2 separate regions of the Mus musculus genome follow, and region 2 is linked to region 1. A link is a loop called in an ENCODE intact Hi-C map of the cell type or tissue named here. Cell type or tissue: heart. All regions are shown on one strand.

The links. A loop is a pair of places that touch in the nucleus more often than their neighbours do. Peaks named below come from ENCODE experiments on the same cell type or tissue, not always from the same donor. Only the 100,000 strongest peaks of a DNase experiment are listed, where the experiment ranks them.
Region 2: it touches region 1 in a loop (2.9-fold over the local background); 9 of 42 quality-filtered maps call a loop at or near these places.

What each region holds. Positions count from the first base shown.
Region 1 is chr1:53,349,245-53,357,244 of GRCm38, reverse strand. It overlaps Asnsd1 (asparagine synthetase domain containing 1), which reads left to right and starts at 4,493. Exons shown (of 6, transcript NM_133728.3): 1 at 4,493-4,715; 2 at 6,312-6,365; 3 at 7,183-7,258. Asdurf (ASNSD1 upstream reading frame) reads left to right here and starts at 4,493. Exons shown (of 4, transcript NM_001353501.1): 1 at 4,493-4,715; 2 at 6,312-6,365; 3 at 7,183-7,258. The coding sequence starts at 4,626. In heart, a CTCF peak has its summit at 4,375 (motif pointing right); a DNase peak (open chromatin) is centred at 4,504; H3K4me3 peaks cover 1,720 bases; H3K27ac peaks cover 1,438 bases.
Region 2 is chr1:53,293,827-53,301,826 of GRCm38, reverse strand. It overlaps Pms1 (PMS1 homolog 1, mismatch repair system component), which reads left to right and starts at 4,799. Exons shown (of 13, transcript NM_153556.2): 1 at 4,799-4,941. It overlaps Ormdl1 (ORM1-like 1 (S. cerevisiae)), which reads right to left and starts at 4,732. Exons shown (of 4, transcript NM_145517.4): 1 at 4,639-4,732; 2 at 2,675-2,855. The coding sequence starts at 2,848. In heart, a CTCF peak has its summit at 4,686; a DNase peak (open chromatin) is centred at 4,776; H3K4me3 peaks cover 2,136 bases; H3K27ac peaks cover 1,367 bases.

The DNA.
Region 1 (8,000 bases):
GCTCAGTAGTATTCCATTGTGTAAGTGTACCACATTTTCTGTATCCATCCTCTGTTGAGGGGCATGTGGGTTCTTTCTAGCTTCTGGCTATTATACATAGGCTGCTATGAACATAGTGGAGTATGTGTCCTTATTACATGTTAGAGCATCTTTTGGGTATATGCCCAGTGAGATAGCTGGGTTCTCCGGTAGTACTATGTCTCATTTTCTGAGGAAACACCAAACTGATTTCCAGAGTGGTTGAACCAGATTGCAATTCCACCAGCAGTGGAGGAGTGTTCCTCTTTCTCCACATCCTTGCCAGCATCTGCTGTCACCTGAGCTTTTGATCTTAACCATTCTGACTGATGTGAGGTGGAATCTCAGGGTTGTTTTAATTTGAATTTTCCTGATGAATAAGGATGTTGAACATTTCTATAGGTGCTTCTCAGTCATGTGGTATTCCTCAGTTGAGAATTCTTTGTTTAGCTCTGTACCCCATTTTTAATAGGGTTAATTGGTTCTCTGGAGTCTAATTTCTTGAATTCTTAGTATATATTGAATATTTTCCCTCTATCAGATGTAGGGTTAGTAAAGATCTTTTCCCAATTTGCTGGTTGCTGTGTTGTCCTATTGATGATGTCCTTTGCCTTACAGAAGCTTTGTAATTGTATGGCATCCCATTTGTCAGTTCTTGATCTTGGTGCATAAACTATCAGTATTCTGTTCAGGAAAATTTTCCTTGTGCCCATGTGCGGGAGGCTCTTCCCAACTTTCTTTTCTATCAGTTTCAGAGTATCTGGTTTTATATGGAGGTCCTTGATTCACTTGGACTTGAGCTTTGTACAAAGAGATAAGAATGGTTCAGTTTGCATTCTTATGCATGCTATCCTCCAGTTGAACCAGCGCCATTTGTTGAAAATGCTGTCTTTTTTCCACTATATGATTTTAGTTCTTTTGTCAAAGATCAAGTGATCATAGGTGTATGGGTTCATTTCTGGGTCTCCAATTCTATTCCATTGATCTACCTGCCTGTCACTGTACCAGTACCATGCAGGTTTGTTTTTGTTTCGTGTTTTTTTTGGTTTGTTTGTTTGTTTGTTTGTTTGTTTTTTAATCACGATTGCTTTGTAGTATAGTTTGAGGTCAGGGATGCTTATTCCCTCAGAAGTTCTTTTATTGTTGAGAATAGTCTTTGATATCCTGGGGTTTTTCTTATTCCAGATGAATTTGAGAATTGCTCTTTCTAACTCTATGAAGAATTGAGTTGGAGTTTTGATGGGGATTGCATTGAATCTGTAGATTGCTTTCAGATGGCCATTTTTACTATATTAATCCTGCCAATCCATGAGCATGGGAAATCTTTCCATCTTCTGAGGTCTTCTTCTATTTCTTTCTTCAGAGACTTGAAGTTTTTTGTCATACAGATCACTTGTTTGGTTAGAGTCACACCAAGATATTTTATACTATTTGTGACTATTGTGAAGTGTGTCACTTCCCTAATTTCTTTCTCAGCCTGTTTATCCTTTGAGTATAGGAAGGCTACTGATTTGTTTTAGTTAACATTATATCCAGCCACTTTGCTGAAGTTATTTATGAGCTGCAGGAGTTTCCTGGTGGAATTTTTGGGGGTCACTTAAGTATACAATCATATCATCTGCAAATCGTGATAATTTGACCTCTTCCTTCCCAATTTGTATCCCTTTGACCTCCTTTTGTTGTCTAATTTCTCTAGCTATAACTTCAAGTACTATATTGGATATAAAGAGAGTGGGCAACATTTTCTAGTCCCTGATTTTAGTGGGATTGCTTCAAGTTTCTCTCCATTTAGATGTTAGCTACTGGTTTGAAGTATATTGCTTTTATGTTTAGGTATGGGCCTTGAATTCCTGATATTTCCAAGATTTTTAACACAAAAAAGTGTTGAACTTTGTCAAATCTTTTTGCAGCATCTAATAAAATGATCATGTGCTTTTTTCTTTGAGTTTGTTTATGTAATAGATAAAATTGATGGATTTCTGTATAATGAACCATCCCTGCATCCCTGGGATGAAGCCTCCTTGACCATGGTGAATGAAGGCTGTGATGTGTTCTTGGATTCAGTTGGCAAGAATTTTATTGAGTATTTTTGCATCGATATTCATCAAGGAAAATTTCTTTGTTGGGTCTTTGTGTGGTTTTAGTATCAGCATTATTGTGGCTTGATAAAGAATGAATTAGATCTTGTTCCTTCTGTTTCTATTTTGTGGAATAGTTTGAAGAGTATTTGTATTAGATCTTCTTTGAAGATTGGATAGAATTCTGCACTAAATCCATCTGGTCCTGGGCTTTTTTTTGGGGGGGGGGGTTGGAAGACTTTTAATAACTGCTTCAATTGCTTTAGAAGTTATGGGACTGTTTAGATGGTTTATCTGATCCTGATTTAACTTTGGTGTTTGCTATCTGTCTAGAAAATTGTCCATTTCATCCAGATTTTTCAGTTTTGTTGAGTATAGGCTTTTGTAGTAGGATCTGATGATTTTTTTTAATTTGCACAGTTTCTGTTGTTACATCTTCTTTTTCATTTCTGATTTTGTTTATTTGGATATTGTTTCTGTGTCCTCTGGTTAGTCTATCTAAGGGTTTATCTATCTTGCTGATTCTCTCAAAGAACCAGATCCTCGTTTTGTTGATACTTTGTATAGTTCTTTTTGTTTCTGCTTGGTTGATTTCAGCCCTGAGTTTGAGAAGGTACCATGAGGTGCTGAGAAGAAGGTTTATTCTTTTGATTTAGGATTAAATGTTCTATTGATATCTGTTAAATCCATTTGGTCCATAACTTCTGTTTGTTTCACTGGGTCTCTGTTTAGTTTGTGTTTACCTGATCTGTCCATTGATGAGAGTGTGTGTTAAAGTCCCCCACAATTATTGTGTGAGGTGCAATGTGTGCTTTTAACTTAGTAAAGCTTCTTTTATGAACGCGGGTGCCCTTGCATTTGGAGCATAAATGTTCAGAATTAAGGGTTCTTCTTAGTAGATATTTCCTTTGATGAGTATGAAGTGTCCTTCCTTATCTTTTTTGATGACTTTTGGTTGAAAGTCAATTTTATCCTATATTAGAATGTCTACTCCAATTTGTTTCTTGGGACCATTTGATTGGAAAATTATTCTCAGCCCTTTATTCTGACATAGTGTTTGTCTTTGACACTGAGGTGTGTTTCCTATATGCAGCAAAATGTTGGGCCCAGTTTACATATCCAGTCTGTTAGTCTATGTCTTTTTATTGGGGGGATTGAGTCCATTGATGTTAAGAGAAATTAAGGAATAGTGATTGCTGCTTCCTATTATTTTTTATGTTATTTTTATGTTTGTGTGGTTATCTTCTTTTGGGTGTGTTGAAAGGAGATTACTTTCTTGCTTTTTCTAGGGTGCAGTTTCCCTCCTTGTGTGGGTGTTTTCCATCTATTATCCTTTATAGAGCTAGATTTGTGGAAAGACACTGTGTACATTTTGTTTTGCCATGGAATATCTTTGTTTCTCCATCTATGGTAATTGAGGGTGTTGCTGTAATAGTAGTCAGGGCTGCTATTTGTGGTCTCTTAGGGTCTGTATGACATCTGCCCAGGATCTTCCAGCTTTCATAGTCTCTGCTGAGAAGTCTGGTGTAATTCTGATAGGTATGACTTTGCATGTTACTTCACCCTTTTTCCTTACTGCTTTTAATATTCTTTTGTTTGTTTGTTTGTTTAGTGCATTTGGTATTTTGATTATTATGTGATGGGAGGAATTTCTTTTCTGGTCCAATTTATTTGGAGTTCTGTAGGCTTCTTGTATGTTCATGGGCATCAAATTCTTTAGGTTAGGAAAGTTTTCTTGTTTAATTTTGTTGAGGATATTTACTGACCATTTAAGTTGGGAATCTTCACTCTCTTCTATACCTGTTATCCTTAGATTTGGTCTTGTCATTGTGTCCTGGATTTCCTGGATATTTTGGGTTAGGAGCTTTTTGCAATTTGCATTTTCCTTGACTGTTGTTTCAATGTTTTCTATGGTATCCTCTGCACCTGAGATCTGCATCTGGTATGTCTTAAGACAGAGACAGTGAACTCATCATATACATAAAATAAGTAAATCTGAAGAAGAAGAGGAGGAGGGGAGGGGAGGAGGAGGAGGAGAAGGAGGAGGAGGAGGGGGAGGAGGGAAGGGACGAGAAGAAGAGGAAGAGAAGGAGGAGGAGGAAGAGGAAGGGGAGGGGAGAGGAGGGGGAAGGGGATGAGAAGAAAAAGAAGAAGAGGAAGAAGGAGGGGGAGGAGGAGGAAGGGGGAGGGGGAGGAGGAGAAGAAAACCAAATTTAAGAGTATTAAATTATAGTGATTTATTTTTACATAGGATCCACTAGGGGGCGATACAGACCATTCATAGATTCTGCAGCCAAGCCACACCTACATTTAGCAGAAAACCATTTTGCAGTGGAGCACAACTCTTAATTCGACTTTTCACAACCCACCCCGCGCGCGCTTGCCACTGCGCAGGCGTGAGTGTGCGCACTCCATTGGTCGGGGTGCCGGAAGGGGCGGATTCCTGAGTGGAACCCAGGCTTCCTGCCGGGGCTGCTGGCTGCCGTTCCTTCCTCAGTCGCGGTTCTTGGCGTGCGGCGCGGCTAGGCGATGCCCAGCAGTGGGGTGCACGCCGATGGCCGCGCCGCGCCGGGGCCCCCACACACATCGACTGCGCACGCCGAGTCCCTTAGCAGCAAGGTGCCGTGGGACGCCGGGGAAGGGTGGTGGGCGGCGGGCCCCGCTGTGCCCTGTAGCCTCCGCCGTGCATTCTCAGCACCAGCAGCTGATTCCCCTCCATCCTGCAGGTTTGCGACGATGGAGGCGTGTCCCCTGAAAAAAAGTGACACACAGATGTGTTGCTCAGTCACACACAGATCTGTTGCTCTGTGGCTGTGCTTCATCCAGTTAGCCACGCACCCGCCTGGGTGCCATCCATGACGTCCATCATAAAAGTTTAGAAGTCTGTACCTGTTCTTCCAGACTCAGGCAAAAGCTTCTTAGCCGATTTTCTCAGCTGCCTGTTACCTTAAAATATATTCTCAACTTTAAGTGATCCTAAAAACATCTGTTTGGTCATCTCTTTATTATTCAACAAGAGAAAGGAGCACCCTATCAAATTAATTTTTTTCTATACCTTTAGGATAGGATTTCATAAATAACTCAGGCCAGCCTCAGATATTATTGCTTAGGCATTACTTGAATAATTCTCTTGCCTAATAGCCAGGATTTCAGGGAGGCAACCCCATACCGGAACTAGTCCTAACTTCCAGTTACAGACGAAAATCTTTAAACGTGTAGAGTGGAAGGGTGTGGGTATAGTCTTTTCAGATATTAAACATTCCTAAATTCTGTATTTTTTCTGTCCTATATGATATCTTCAGTACATTGCCTAATTCCCGCTGTACCACAGTGTACTGTGGTGTCACCTAAAGTGACACCTGTCATTCCTGTAATGAGCATAAAAACACTGTACAAGCAGACTTGAATCTCAAGGAAAGCGTACTCAATATGGCTTTGTAGGTTATTAGTACAGCTCTCAGGACTTAATAGACTATTTGCCTAGCTTAACGATACCAGCAATATGCAGTCCTTAATACTTGAAATAGAATGATACAGTGGTGGAAAATCATGTTGGATCAGTGCAGGTAGGGCATTCAGTACCATAGTACCATTTCATTTGTTTTATCCGAATGTCTGGCTGTCATCTAGTGCATACATCATAAAACCATTGGTTGTTGGTAAAGAGGAGAACCCACATTCATTTTATTTCTCTCTTTTTGTCTACAGCAAGACCTTATAAAACTAAAAGATTGGGTTTTTGTTGTTTTCGGGAGAGGTTTTGTTTGTTTTTGGTTCTTTTGTTTGGTTGTTTTTTGTTTTTTTCAAGACAGGGTTTCTCTGTGTAGCTCTGGCTGTCACAGAACTCAGTCTGTAGACCAGGCTGGCCTCGAACTCAGAAATCTGCCTGCCTCTGCCTCTCAAGTGCTGAGATTAAAGGCGTGCGCCACCACTGCCTGGCTTAAAAGATTGGTATTAATTTGGGTAGGCAGTGGCTCACCCTGGTTAAAGATGTGAGCTGTGGTAACTGACCCCTGGCAAGCCTATGCTTCTCCTTCTCAAGCTGTCTTCTACTGATTCCAGACTGAGTGCTGTTGATTTGTTCAGTGTCCATTTAGACAGGCAGTCCATTATAGCCCCCAACCCCATCTTTAGTTTTAAAGCAGTGACTTAAAATGTTCTCGCTAAACATACTTTGAAATCTTCCACTTTAGATTTTTTTCTTTACTTTAATAGATTAAAGAACAGAAAATTATTGTGGATGAACTTTCTAATCTAAAGAAGAATCGGGTGAGTTGCTGTGGAAATCTGAATAGTATATTAAAATTATGATTTCGATTATTTATGCTAACATTACAAAATTCAAAGATCATAATTTAAAAGCTAACGTGGTATCCTAGTTTGTTTTTGCATGTTTTAAATTTGTTTTTCCTGTATATGTCAATAGATCTCAAAGATAAAAAAATATTTATTATATTTTAACAAAAAAGAATGAAGTTTTTCACAGAAAACTTTACTATTCTAAATACTTAACCCATTTAATGCCTTTTTTATGAATATGTTCAGAAATCAGCTGCGATTATGTAATGACTGACATTCTTGACATTTCTGATATTGTCATTTGGGATATATTAGATGCTAAGGCAAATTAATACAAATTTTTGGAGATCAAACTGTCAAAATGTGTAAATGCTGTTTGACACTTCTGAGTAACTGGTGTGTAAGCAGTTGTGAGGGTGCATGTGTGTTTACACGTAGAGGCGCTCATCAGCACCTGTAGTGACGATACAGTAAGTGTCTGAAGCTTGAGGCCAGCAAAGAACTATAGTGTTGTACCCATATGGTCAGAAAAGGTCTCCATGTATTATTCATTTATGAAGTAAATTATAAATCTGTGGCTATGATAGCTTTTGTTACTGAAAGTGTGTGGTATGATGATGCATGCTAAGTAAACAACCAGTTCTGGGTGGCGTAGTATTCAGTGGCTTTGTTTCTCTGTGGTAATTACTGTTCTGAATATTCCTGAAGTTCAAGAATAAATGATAACAGGATCCTGTTCAGCATCAGTGTGCATGTCATACCCTGATCTTGTCAATTTCGTTTGCAGAGAGTATACAAGCAGCAACAGAACAGCAACATATTCTTTCTTGAAGATCGAACAAAAATCTTTTCTGAAAGCAAAAGTGAGTGGTGGTCGTCTTGGTTTTTGTTTTCAGAGTTATATATGGAATGCTACAGAAAACCTTTTGTAAGCTTTTTGTGGGGATTCATAATGGTGCCTCAGTTAAGCCCTATCTGAATAAATGTGTGTGTTGATTTAGTACAGTGGTCTGTTTTCCAGTTAGACTTCCAAAGATATGTACAGTGGGTTGTTTATTGGTTTTTGGTTTTTGGGGGGGTTTTTTGGTTTTGGTTTTGGTTTTGGTTTTTTGGGGAGAGGGGGTGGCAGGGGGAGTCCTTTAAGACAGAGTTTCTCTGTGTAGCCTTGGCTGTCCTGAAACTTAGTGTATGGATCAGGTTGGTCTTGAACTCAGAGATCTGCCTGCCTCTGCCTCTCAAGTGCTGAGATTAAAGGCATGCGCTGCACCACAACCACCTTGCAGATGTTCTACAGTTTTAAAAAGACTCTTCCGGTAGGGCTCGGGCTGGGATTTGGATTGGCTTGATCTTGGGCAGGCAGCCATAGCTGCAGAGAGTTCATGTTCATAACAACCCCATCATGTCTGGAAGACACTGTCTTATAGTCGTCCTCCCAGTCTCTTGTTGTCATGATGGTCTTCCTGTCTCGTCTTTTATCCATGAGCTTTGGGTGTGATACAGATGTCCAGTTTAGAGTTGAGCACTCCACAGTCACTGATGGTTCGAGCTGCACCAGTTGTGGTTCTCTGTACTAACTGCCATTCAATGCCATTGTTGCTAGTGGCA
Region 2 (8,000 bases), 55 kb after region 1:
TAACTCTCTAGCAGTGTATGACTAGTATCTATGATGCTCCAACCTATTCCCAGCAATGTGTACGCAACATGCACATAATCACATAAAATGACATTTTTACTGACTGTATCTTTTCTTTTAATATGCTCACTTTTAGTAGCTTTTATACAACAGCATTAATGATTATTATTCACAAACCAAAATAATTAGGAAAAGAAAATACATGCTTGGTATACTAGCACTTAATAGTTATTGACTCAAAGAGAGTATCATTCATTTTATAGCTGCAATGATAATCCTGTGAAGTTATTAACATAATCTTCAAGAATTAACTGTAGTGGGGCAAGAGGAATTACTTTTATGTGTGTGTGTGTGTGTGTGTGTGTGTGTGTGTGTGTGTGTGTGTGTATGTGTATGAAAACCCCCCAGCAGTTAGTAATACTTGTTACTCTTGCTGAGGACCAAGGTTGGGTTCTCAGAAGCCATGTTAGGCAGCTCACAACTGCCTGTAACTCCCAGGGGATCTGACACCCTCTTCTCAAGTTCACAGATATCTGAATGTATGTGTGAACACACAGACACATACACAATAATAAAATATATATTAAAAAAATAAAAGCATGAACTGTAGCATCAAATAAAGGTAATCACTGTAGGTTCTTAAGAGCAGTATAGTTTCTCACTACAGTGATTAGCTCCATTTCCACACGCTTAAAGCTTCACATATCGCATTCTAGTTGGCGAAAATGGGAGCTATTTTCAATGGAAACCTTCAATTGCAGTCTCGTAGTTGCTCTATCTATGGTTGGTTGAATTTAGTTTAGTTTTGTTTTATTTTGTTTTTTAGTTTGCTGAACTAATAATGAATGAAAAACATGCTTCCCTATACTGTGCCCACTACCCATTGTTTGCTCATAGTTGTGTGCTATGACACAATCTCAAGTCAATCAACTTCTAAACAAGGAAGGCAGGAATGGAAATGGCATTTATAATACACTTAAATTTCTGTATTCAGTAAACACACACAAATATCATATATCATATGCCATCAGAGAACAGAGAGATTAAAATATAAAGAAGCCAGATTTGTCAGCTCACTCGTGAAATCCCAGCTCTTGGAAAAGTGAAACCGGATGAATGCCAAGAGTTCAAGGGCAGCCTGGGGCCAGAGCAAGAGCCTGTTTCAAACACCAAAGTAAATGAACAGCTATGATTTACCTCCTAACTACAAAACGATGATTATGAATATATAACGAATGGAGAGGGTTCTATAGATTTGTATAGGAGGAAAAATCTGAGCAGTTTTGTTGGACAGGAATCAGTCTGGCAGAATGAGGAAACAGATAGGCTGAAGCCAAGGCAAAAGGTAACAGCAATATTGTTTTTTCCAAACTGCTAGGACAAAGCCTACAGCCTATATTTGGTTTAGAGACTAGGTGAACAAAATAATTATGCCACACAAAGAGCTTGGGATTTTACTATAAACACAAAGGAGACTCCTCAAAGGACTTATAATAGGCCTTGTGTAGATACACATTTAAAAAACATTTCTAAGTCAAGTCTGAATAGAGGAGGGTAGAAATGAGACATGAAGAGGAAAACCACTGTGATAATTATCTGATAAGTGATGCTATAGTCAAGTTAATAGTGAAATGGTAAATAGGGCATACATAGGAAAAGGCATTAACACAATGTAGAAGTGGCCACGTCCTTTTTGCACAAGACATTACAGGCTTCTACCTAATTCTCTTGGAGTGGCTATTACTGGAGCCTCCTTTGCTCATGAAAAGGTCAGGGTGACATTACATTGTTTTACTTTTGAAATTCAGTGGTCTAGCAGGCAGTAAAAGCCTTAAGATCTAGAGGGAAGTTAGGAACAGACTGGTGTGGTGAGGGTTAAATCAGGACTAAAACAAACTCCATTTATATGCTTGCTTTCAATTGTAAGGGGATCTAAATACAAGCATTAGTCTACAGATAGAAACTGAAAATACAGGTAGGTGGAATGATCTGGATAGAATATACAGCATAAAGAGAATCAGAGAAAAGGACCAGAAGAGATTACTAATATTAAAGGGCAGATAAAAGGAAGACTGGACAGGAGGAAAAAGAGAAGACAACCAGAGGTATACCTAGGACAAAGTGATCCCACAGAAGCCAAAATAAGAGTTCTGGTCAAAAGGAGGTGACTAGGTTTCTAGTCAAGCATTTCTAGAAACCACTATTCAAACTATGCACCAAGTACTGTGGGTGTGCACCTTTAGTCCCACTTACTTGGGAAGATGAGAGGGGATGGTTACTTGAGCCAAGGATTTCAAAGCCATCCTGGGCATCATGGTGAGATATTCACCTCCTCTTTGTCTCTAAGGCAGGGCCTCTCTGTGCAGTCTTCCTTTTCCTGACCACGTAGACCTTGTTATGTAGACCGAGCTGTCCTTGAACTTACAGAGATCCACCTTCCTCAGAACTGAAGAGCAGCGTGCTGTCCAAACACCACTAACGTTATAGGTTTGATTGACAATGTGTTAAATACCTTTGTGCTGTTAGGAACCACCAGTAACTTATCTCCACTTTTCTCATCTTTCCAAACTGAAGCTCTGTACTCAGTCAATGGTGTCTCACTGCTTCCTTCTCCTTAACTCCCTGACAGACAATCTTAGAGCTCTCCATACTGAAAAGAAGATGGAGTTCTTACCAGATTATGTATTATGTTGGTTAAGGTCCAGGCAACAGGAACACTGCAGAAGGGGATGCTGAGTAATACAATATGAAGCAGGCCAACTCCCAACGCATATGTCAGCCACATACCACGGCTGTTCATTACACGAGTATTGGGGTTTACCTCACTGTGGGCAACTCCAACATTCATGTTTGCTCTGCAGGAAAGAAAGAAATCAACAGTGCCATAGCTGGAAACCTAAACACCCACATTCTGACATGACAAAATGTTACTTCAATTTTCTCCCCTTCTCACTCTGAACACACAGACCCCCAAAATCTGCCTTCTACAGAGGTCAGCGCAAGCAATAAACTATCAGTGCCGGCTGTCACTACTGTTAGGTAGACAAAGCTTATTTGTATGGCTTCTTTTTCCAAAGCTTGTTTTCTAGCCTGTCAATTTAACTAGATGGAATAATAGGAAAGAAAGCTCAAACTGGATCCAGGTGTGTTGGTTCAGTTCTGTAATCCCAGCATTCAAGAGGATTGCCAAAATCTGAGGTCAGCCTAGCCGAATAGCAATACCCTATTTCAAAATTCTTTAAAAAAAGAAAAAATTACATATATGTAAAATGTAAGCAGAGTGAGAGCCAGGAGCTAAATATATAATTGTTCAAGTTAGCAGTTTCACTGCGATGTTTCAATATATGCCTATACCATGTTTCTAGTGTATCCCCTCTCCTGCTCTCTCCACTCCCCTTCCCGTGGCAGTCTAGCCCATTTTGTATTTTCAGGTCATCTTTTTGTTTTCTTTTATGAGCTTTCCGCATACTACTTTTATTTCTCTGTGGAGCTAGTTTTGTCAAATATAATAATCACCAATAAAATAGTATTTTAAAAAGATGTGTGTGTGTGGGGGTGGGGGGACAGAACTGGCTCAACCAGTCTGAGTGGCAAGATGCTAACATGTAATGGAACATTTTAGCCATAGTCAGAGGTCAAAAGCATTTTGCTTTGATCTCCCTCTCTCTTGAAACAAGGTTTCACTGTATAGGTTGGTCAGGCTGTCCTCATTTTCACAGGTATCCTCCTGTAGAGTAGAGGGATTACAAGTGTATAAGCCACTAATGCCTGGCTGTGTGCCCCCATTTGAATAGTGAACCTAGAAATAACAAGCTGTTGATGTAAAATGAAAAATTTATAGGGTTAGGGGTTCAAATTTGTACCACAACTAGGTTAAAGTCATGAATCTTTCTCAATATTTCTTTAGCCAAACTCTCTACTTATTTATTTATTTACCTCCGCGCGCCCCCACCCACCCGCTTACTCCTTTTATGTTCAGGAAGAAACACTAAGTATTAGTATTTCTAGTATTAGTACTCAATTGTCGTGAGCATACAGTTTTGGGGGGGCCTAAGAGTTTACTTTGTTACAATCAAACTGAAATGGGTGTTGTCTGAGAGAAGGAAATGCGCTAGAATACATTTCAGCTTCTATTCAAAGATACCTAAAATCCTTTCTATTGCAGTGTTTGAAGAAAGGAATTTCACCCGGCTACGCAAGTGTTTCTGGAGTGTAATGTTCTTTCGGCTTCTCAAGATGTATGGAACAGGCAGTGATGAAAGTTACACTAAGGGAGAGTCTCGCGTAAATTTTGCTTCTATAATAACCAAGTACCTATAATGCACTTTTAAAGCTTAATAGTTCGAACATCCCACACAACGTAAAAAATTAAAAACCCAAACCCGCTGGAAAGAGCCTCACATTGCCACCTATGCTAGATTAGAAACCCTTTCTCAGCAGGTTGTGCCGCAAAGGCTTCGCTACCCGGCCCTCCCCGCCCGCGCACACCCACCGCCCCAGTCGCGGCTGCACTTCCGCGGCGCGCCGACCACCTGCGGACACCTAGGGTGCACAGCGCGAGCCCCGGAGGCAGCAGGAACCTGCTCTGCCGCAGGCCTTCTGGGCCGTGCCGCAGCTCTAGGAAGCCTTCGAGCTTACCGGCCGCCAGCTCCTGGCTGGTCACAGGACAATTCCCGCGGCAGCCACAGTAGGTCCTCTGGCTAGAGCTACTGGTGCGCCCCACCGCTTCCGGAAGGCTGCCAAGCTGCTCTAGCGAGCAGCCGATTGGCTGCCAGCCGCGCCAATCCCACTTCCTGCTGTGGGCGGGCCTTAGAGGAGCGCGAGCGCGGGTCCTGCTGAGCGCAGCCGTGCTTCGGTCCGAAGGACGTCCAGCGAAGTAGGCCGTGCAACTCAGGGTTTGCTGAGTGCTTGCCGCTGTGGGTGGTGAATGCGCGCTAGAAGGTAGTGTCACCGCGAACGAGCGTGCCCGGTGATGCTCGGGGAGGCTGAAGGCGCCTCCCGGGGCTAGGTGCGGATTTGCGGGGCTCGCGCGCACGCGTTTCAAGCCTCTGGGCTGGCTCGGCAGTAGTTGGAGCTCAGACCCTTGGGGTTCAAGGTGGGAAAGTTTTGTCTTGCTAGAGAGTGTAGCGGCTTGTAGCACTGTGCGTTGTCTCACACAAAAAGGTATTAATTTGTGGTTATTCCCAATGAAGACAGTGTACATCCTGAAGAGATGTGAATACCAGAAGTTCATCTCTATGAGGAAGGGGAGGAAAAAAAGATTTGATTAATCCATTCTCTTTCTAAATCATCTTTGAAAGTACTTTTTTTTTTTTAACCTTGGTGATTTGTATTTATAAAACTTTGTGAGTTTTATTTCAGAAATAACTCTGAAAAACATTTTAAAGTTGACAGAATGCTTGCGTGCGTGTGTGTGTGTGTGTGTGTGTGTGTGTGTGTGTAGGTATCTTTTATTTGTGTTGGTTCTGTGTGATGGTTGGGTTGGATTTATTCTGTTGTAAAATTTGCTGTTTTCTCCCTAAAATCCAAGCTCTCTAATCTTTTTGCTTTTGTAGATCAGTTTCTCTTTCTGATCACAGCATACTTCCAGGACTGTTGATTGGCTTCAGTAAACATGACTTCTTTTCTAACACTAGGACTGTTCCAACAGTAGGATTGTCCTCACTAGGTATGAATTCTTTTCCCACACTCCATGTGTTGTGTGCTGGAACATCAACCCTCTGGCTTTTCAGAGGAGGTCTTTAAGTGCACACCCCTTAATAATATGCCACATTCCTGAATATGTTTTCAATATACATTCACTGCCCTCAAAGCAATATGAGCCAGAGAGGAAGGGACAGATAAATAAAATAGCCATTTATGAGTTTGAATTAAAAAAACGAAGGGATGCCTAATCTCTTGGGAGATTGGAATATGGAAAAAGAGTTTTGGGAACTGACACAAGACATCCCAGAAAAATGTCATGTGGCCCAGGAAATCCTACCACATCTAGGTAAAGAGAGCCACATTGTAGTGTGACCAGATTAGTACTGTGTGTACATTTGGAAAATGGGATGAAATTAGAGAGATAGGGTAGTAGGGAATTTGGACTTAACATACTTAGCAGTTGAAAAATCTTAAAAATTTAAAGTAGGATAGCAAAGATACTTTAATTATAGAAACAACTTACAAATATTTAAATCCATATATCAATTTGGTAGTTATTGGAGTCGTTCAGAGGAGAAATACTAAGGGGCTGACCAGAAGTGGTATTAGGAAGAATGCTCTAAGAAACTCAGGAAGGAGCAGGTGCCATGTATATGGTGGGAATTCTTACAGTATTGTTGAGATTTCTAACTTGCTTGCTTGGAAAGTATTGAGGTGTGGCCTTCTGAGCCAAAATATGCATATGTCTTAGAAATATGGTAATCTTCTGCAAGTTAACAAGATTTTCCATTCCATTGTAATAGATGTGTAATGTGTGTAGAGGAATATAAAAGATAGTACATGAAGTTCCTATGTTGGCTATTAATTTTATTACCAAGCAAATCATAGAGAAAAAGCGATTCTGAGATAGAATAATATTTATCTTGTCTTTTAGGTCATCTAAGTATGATATTTAGAAGGAAGATAAATAAGACCCTGGAATCCAGAAATTGATAGGAGGTACACTAGATCAGAGGATGTACTGGCTGTTTTCATGTGTCAACTTGACACAAGCTAGAGTCATCAGAGGAAAGAGCCTCAATTGAGAAAATGGCTCCATAGGATGCAGTTGTAAGTCATTTTCTCAATTAGTGATCAGTGAGGGAGGGCCCAGCACACTGTGGGTGCTGTCCAATATCATCATCCCTAGACTGATGATCCTGAGTTCTATAAGAAAACAGGATGAGCAAGCTAGGGGAAGCAAGCCAGGAAGCAGCACTCCTCCATGGCTTCTGCATCAGCTCCTACCTCTAGGTTCCTGCCCGCCTTAAGTTCCTGTGCTGACGTCCAGTGATGGACTGTTGGACTGTGATCTAGAAGTATGAGCCAAATAAACCCTTTCCTCCCAACTTTCTTTTTGGTCATGGTGTTTCATGGAAGCAATAGAAACTTTAACTAAGACAGGGGATGAATTGGAGGTTAGGAGGTCCACTGGGCTGGGGGATGATATGATATACAGGCCAGTTTAAAAGTAAACCTATAGTGGAACTTGAGACCCTGGCAATTTGCTGAGAGGGCAGGCACTTAGTTTAAAATTATTCTTAGTGTTCCTGCATTAATCATGGACTGGTTACCAGGAATAAAATACTGAACTTGCTTCTTTTTTTTTTTTTTCATTCAGAGATATACTGTATGATTCCTTGTACTCAAAAAGCTATGTAGTTGAGGATAAGGTTTTGACAAACATCCTCTGCATGATGCAAGACAAGTACTTAAAGAGTATGGGAGAGAGAAGGGTTATTCTGGTGGGTAATCAGAAAGGATTCTTGTGACGGATATTGTAACTGATTGATTAAGAGGAAGCTGGGTGCTGGGGTTACCAAAAGAGTTAATAACAAAGGAAAATGGAGTTCTTGACTGACTGTGGTGACCACCAATACTAATGTATTATTTAGAGACAGCAAGGCTAAGTGGAAAGGATGAGGGAGGCAAGATGGTAAGGTCTATTTTACAACTACTCACCTGAGGGAGCAGTGGCAAGTATTGTTAGAAATGCCTGTCATGTGGCCATACAGATTTATGTTGGGAGATGGTCATATTCCTTGGAAGAAAACCAAGAAAACACAAAGACATCAGAGACAGATGGATACAACTGTCTGGGAAGTGAACAGAATGGTCCCTCACTAGGGACATAGATATGGTCCCTCACTAGGGACATAGCAACAGTAAAGTGCTTGCCCTGTGTGACCCTTGGTTTGATTCTAAATACCAAAACAAAGAAAAAAATCAACATAGGTCCCAAGGAAAGGGATTAGCCTCTGCAGAGGTGATTGTTGAACTCAGGCTTGTGGAAAGGTATGTACAGTGTGTTCTGT